2 separate regions of the Mus musculus genome follow, and region 2 is linked to region 1. The links are chromatin loops, found by intact Hi-C in ENCODE. Cell type or tissue: gastrocnemius. All regions are shown on one strand. Each heading gives the region's core, and the rest is flanking DNA. Links, peaks and the distances in the headings are about the cores only. Region 1 has its middle 11 kb from the start of Herpud1. Region 2 overlaps Slc12a3 (solute carrier family 12, member 3).

Region 1 (2,911 bases), core at 94-2,593:
AGGGAACTCTTTCTTGTGGGCAGAACTTTAGGTAATGGCATCATATATTTGGGGGAAGAGAAATAGCCAGAATCACAAGTGTATACTGATTAGACCTTGTTCGTAATTATACTGTGGTGTATACTAATTATATTGTGGTATATGCTCATTCTGTATTGCTGGTTATGGGCTGAGGCTGGTAATTTAGTTGGTTGGGCAAAGACTCTGAAGGAACAGGATTGAGAAGCTGGTGGCAGGAGCCCTGGAAAGAGGCATGAGCAGGCAAGAGTTCATGGTACCTGTGCCCTGTGTGAATTCTCACTAAGGAGTGATCGCCACAAAAAGGCTTTTAGAAAGAGGATGGAGGGGGGATGTTAGGGGGACCTGCTTGTGGATACCAGTTAGGCTCCTTCCCTCACCCCCCCCCATCACCACCATTGTCCCAATGGCTCATGAACAAAGTATCAGGGTGACAGGGATGGAGGTCTTGCCTAGATTCAACATGAATTCTACTAATGGTGAACCTGCTCGCAGCCACTACTGAGCGCTCAGTCTGCCAGTCACAAAAGGATGGTTATCAAGCCCTTTGTTTCTGTGTTTGGAGAGCTGTCTTCTCTGCTCAGTGTTTGATGCCAATGCTATTCTGTCTTCATGGTATTCTGTGAAGCTCCACTTCTGATAAGGACCTCCTTCTCAGTACATGCAGGGGGCAGTGGGTCGACACTCAGTGGGATTTCCTGCCTTATCCTGTTCCCTGTTGCACTGGACCAAATAGTGTTCACTAAAATACATCCACATGGAGCCGGTGAACATGACCTGATTTGGAAATGGAGTATAAACAGAGATAATCTGGTTAAGATGACGTCATATTGGACAGCCTTCTAGGAACAGGAAAATCTGGACACTGGGAGGACAGTCTCATGAAGACAGGCAAAGACTGGACTTGCACTGTCGAATAATGCATCGCCAGCAGCACCCAAAGCCAGAAGGAGCAAGAAGTGGTCTTCCATGGAGATTTCAAGCATGGCCTGTCCCTGCTGATGCTATTTCACACTTACCGCCTACGCTGTGAGGACATATGCCTGTGTTGTCTTGCAATGGCTCCTGATGATTTGTTATGGAAGCCTGTATTCTGAAGCAGCTGGGGAGTGGCCTTCCGTGGACTCAGTTACAGTTACAGCTCCACCATGTGGCCATGCCTTGCAAAGTGGGGACAACGTCCACTAGGGTTGTATGCACGGAATCAAGCCAGGATGGAGAGTGACTCTGCCCTAGTGAAACCTTTGCACCTCGGCCCAGCATCTAGAGGGCATACATAGGTCATGTGGCATATATAAGATTCCTAGGACTTCATAAGAACCTCAACCCCCAAACCAGGAGGCCCGAAGACATTCTTGAGTTCTAGAGGCTTGGAGTCTGGATGTGTTGGCAGGTGCTCCTAGCAGGGTTCTGATGGAAAATCCATTCTGGACCTTTTAGTGTCCTAGCAACATGATGCTCTCTGGGTAAGTAGCTACACCACTCCCCTTCCTTGCTGTACCATCACCTGGCCCAGTCCCCTCCTCCTGTGCCTCTGCATCATCATGTTGTCTTTTAAGGCGATCAGACATTGGATTTAAAACTGAAAATGCCACTGTTTCCATAAAAGCACACACTCTGAGGTTCTGGGTGGATATAGATTAGTGTGTGATAAGTTCTGATCTGAGTGTGTCCCCCCCCCCTCATTTTCATGTTGAAAACAATCTCCAAATTTCATATATTGATGGTCTTTGGGGGTGACACCTTTGGGAAGTAGAGTTAGCTGAGGTCATGAGAGTGGGGCATTCTTGATGGGATTAGTGGCTTTCTGAAGTAGACCCCAGTTTATAGCTCCCCAGTTCTGTCCATGTGAAGGCCCTTCTCCATATTATTATGTAACCAAAGGCCCTCCTGACCAGGTGCTGGCACCTTGACATTGAGCCCCCTAGCTTTGCTGAACTGTGAGCTACAAAAACCTCTCTTCTTCACAAACTATCAGGTTGCATTACTCAATTTTAGCAACAGAAACAGACTAACGCAGGAGTAATTTAACTAATCAACTCACAACAGTGAGCAATGATTAACCTGGGTGCCAAGCATAACATGGCCTGGTTGCTTTGGGCTCCCTGTGCTTTTGCAGTGACAAGAAGGAAGCTACTATATTGGTTGGAGTAATAGATACTGGTGATTGAGAGGGAATTGGGCCACATGGCAGAAGCAGAGGGGAAGATGGGATATGGAAGCCATGTCTCCGTACTGTCTACTTTCCGAAGGGGCCATTGCATCTCAATTCAGGCAGGATTTAGAAAGAAGAACTGGATCTCCCTCAACAGGAAGTGAAGCCCCTGTGGCCATGGTGCTCCCTCAGCACAGGAAGGTGGAGGACTCGGTGGAGGACGAAGATGAAAGCACCGCCTGCAGTCATGTGGCCAGCTTCCTGTGAGCAATGCCATTGTCAAGTGCACCTCTTGTTTTAATGTGAATAGCTGGTGGGAACTTGTAGGTAACACATCCACGTCCCTCTGTTTCCCTCCCCCTCTTACCCTTTATCATCTAAGGTAAGATACTAATGAATAGTTGTAATTTATGCCCCAGAATTCTAAGCCCCAGGTTCTCAGGGAATGAAGCGGCCATTTTTAGGGACTCTGCATATCCTCCTGCAGAGGAGGTCTGCGTGTTGCTACTGCACAAGGAATAACTGTCATTTCTCTGGAGGTTAAGGATGGTCTAAGGAGATGTGTGTGAGTGTCAAGTTGACAAAAGAAACTGTACTGCTCCAACTCAGCCTGGCTGAGTCCAGGTCTCCAAACACATAAACAGTACAGTTTGGCTTGTAAAGATAGAATGCTGTGACCAGGTGCCTTTAAATCAAGGGTGGTCCTCCCTAACCTGGGAAGGCCCACTCACGGGCTTG
Region 2 (2,911 bases), core at 225-2,724, 54 kb before region 1:
TAGGTAGACTGGTCTCTGCTGGCTTTGACCGTTGATAAGTCCTTTCTCTGAGCCACCGTTTGCTCCGCTGTAGAGTAAGGGGCAGTGCATAGTTCGTAAGCCTCAGATGGGCAGAAAGAGAGCGTGTGGGAGGGCACAACCCCATACAGATGCACATACCCAAATATCTCCTAGTTAATGCAGCCGAGGATGCAGAATTCGAAAAAGAGAAGCGACTACCCTATAACGTGACAGTCCCTGCCCCACTCCCTCCCTTCCCCTCTTCCTCACCCCTCCCACCAACACCTTCCTGTTAGAGTTAGATCCCTGCTGCTCAGGTTGGTCCCATTAGTCACCCACCCATAAGACTTGCCCTAATAGTTTGGTCGCTATTGCCCAAAGGAAGATTCTAGATACTAGATCCTCCATCATATGAAGAAGTGGCTCACCTAGGAGACTGAGAAGTGAGTCGTCTGGCCTTCTCAAGATCCACCCCTGTCTCCTACTGCTCAGGCGCAGGCCCGATTCTTAGAGCTGTAGGCTTCTGGGTGGTACCTTTGGGCTGATGATTCTGACTTAGCCCAACTGAGGACTATGGCCCTAAATACTCAAGGGGACCTAATAAGATTATGTGAAGAAATACCTGTCCCCAAAGAGCTGCTTGTCTTTCTCTGGGCTCCCCAGAGAGACTCTAAGCTCAACATGCACACGATTATGTGAGTGTACTGGGGCCAGGGAGACAAGGGAGAGAAAGCCCACTGTGGACAGGACTGGGAAATGTTCTCAGGGGTCCTGGGTCACATTGACAAATGCATTCCTTACATTTATTTGAGATCAAAAAGTGTCATGGCCACTGTCCTTAGTCACCCAGTAGCCTGAAAAGGCCCATCCCCCTGTCTTCTACCTTCTAAATATTTTTATACATTTGTTATGGGGGAGCAGGAACACATGAGGGTCAGAGGACAGCCTGCAGGAGTCCCCTTCTTCCAGCATGGAAGGCCAGCAGGCTTGGTGGGCAGCATCGATGCTTGCTGAGTGATCTTGCCGGCTCTCTCCGTCTTCGTAAAAACTGACGCTAAGGTTTTCTAAGACACTGACCCTTGGAATTTCATGGGGCAAAGGACTCGCTTCCCAGATGAGAAGGTTGAGTTGACTGAGCATCCAGGCTTAGCTGTGCTAGGGACCATCTTGTGAGTGTGTGCCAGGCAGCTCCTGTGGTGGAGCCCCAACGTGTTGCCCCTCTCTCTCTGGGTCTTCGAAGCTGAACTTAACACCATCGCCCCCATCATTTCCAACTTCTTCCTCTGCTCCTACGCCCTCATCAATTTCAGCTGCTTCCATGCCTCCATCACCAACTCACCTGGTGAGCAGACTCTCTCCCAACCACAAAAAAGTGGGGAGGAACGGGGAGGGGTAGGGGGGAGACGGGGAGGCATGGTGGAGGTGGACAGCCTACATTTAAAACCACACGAAGGGAATCTTTGTACCCTAACAAAGCCAGCCATTCTTTACAGAGCATAGTGCATCCTTTACGGGGGATGGAGGTTGTTCTATAGTTCCACCCTTCACCAATTTCTCGGGTGTCAGAAGTCTTGATTGCTCAGAAAGGGATGAATTTCCTAGTCACGGAAGGTGTAGCTGTTTGTGCACAGATGACCGCTAGGGGGCGCTGTTTATACTGCAGCAATTTAATTGCATAGATTTTTGGAGTGGTGGTTCTGCTTCTTCGGCTGCTGCAAACCTTCTAGCAGATGGCAATAGAGAGCAGAGAAATACTTGAATCCCAGATCTTCAAAGGGCCTGTTATCCTGCCACTTTCCAGACAGAACACACTGTGCCTGGCACTCTTAGAGATGCACCATGGTACAGTGGTCACTAGAAGTGGCCCTAAAATAGCACAGAGCTAGGAAGAATCAAGTCCTCTTTTCATCCCTTTAATCTCCTGGGTTCCATAAGACCCTTGGGATCTGGTACTGTTGCTGATGTTGGGACTGTGTTTGACCAGGTCTGGATGTTTCCTTCCTGGTATAGCTTGTCACCATGGTGAAATAAATGCCCAACAGGCAAGATTGTGGTACTCCCTAGAGCCTTCCTACCCCACCCCGGGAGTTAAGGCTGGTGGGGCCCTAGAGGTAGTGGGTACAGGCCAGGACAGCAGCACCCGATTGTGGAAGCATGGAGATTGCTGTAGCTCTGGGAAGGAGAATGCTCCTGAGCATGCGCATGTGCACTGGCCTGGCCCCGCCCAGGATGGAGACCCTCCTTCCGATACTACAGCAAGTGGGCGGCGCTGTTTGGGGCAGTGATCTCGGTGGTCATCATGTTCCTGCTTACCTGGTGGGCTGCTCTCATTGCCATCGGAGTCGTCCTCTTCCTCCTGCTCTATGTGATCTACAAGAAGCCAGGTGTGTGGCCACTGACCCCTGAGGCCCCCAACTCCCTGCCTGGGTAGCCATGTAGCCTGGCAGGCCCCTCATCCCAGCTGGAGCCTGGCCTTGGCTTCACCCTCAAGTGGGACTCAGGCTGGCCTCTACCACAGCCTTCCTGAGCTCGGTGCTCAAAGGAAAATGCCCACTGAGAGCCAGATTTCTTCTGTCAGATTCCTAGAGGGGCTACTTGCTAATGTGTACATACAGGGCAGGGTGACCAAGAGTGACTGTGCAAAGGTGGGCACTGAGAAAAACTGTCTACCTGCATGAGGCAGGGTCCTGGATGGACTGCAGTCTGAGGGAGGTAACCGTAAACCTCTACATCTGAACATGGCCTTCTAGATGGTCACAGAGGTCTGCTTGTCTAATGGGAGTTCAACCCCTAGCTCCATGTCCTTGAATTAGGTGGCCATATATGTGGCACTTGGAGTCAGACTTGCACTCATTAGGAACAGAGATGCCACCTGTCCATCAATCCACGGCCTTGCTCCCAAGGTGCTCTG

What was found. Hi-C counts contacts between places; a loop is a spot of excess contacts. Peaks named below come from ENCODE experiments on the same cell type or tissue, not always from the same donor. Only the 100,000 strongest peaks of a DNase experiment are listed, where the experiment ranks them.
Region 2: a loop joins it to region 1, with 10 times the contacts of the local background. A loop is called at or near these places in 30 of 42 quality-filtered maps.

The regions. Positions count from the first base shown.
Region 1 is chr8:94,396,367-94,399,277 of GRCm38, forward strand. No RefSeq gene overlaps it. Among named protein-coding and RNA genes, the nearest start is that of Herpud1, 11 kb to the left of the region's middle. In gastrocnemius, for the core only: no CTCF peak of the experiment used is centred there; a DNase peak (open chromatin) is centred at 1,161; H3K27ac peaks cover 405 bases.
Region 2 is chr8:94,341,786-94,344,696 of GRCm38, forward strand. Slc12a3 (solute carrier family 12, member 3) reads left to right here. Exons shown (of 25, transcript NM_001205311.1): 13 at 1,241-1,342; 14 at 2,229-2,384. Among named protein-coding and RNA genes, the nearest start is that of Slc12a3, 14 kb to the left of the region's middle. In gastrocnemius, for the core only: a CTCF peak has its summit at 1,645 (motif pointing right); a DNase peak (open chromatin) is centred at 1,649; H3K27ac peaks cover 352 bases.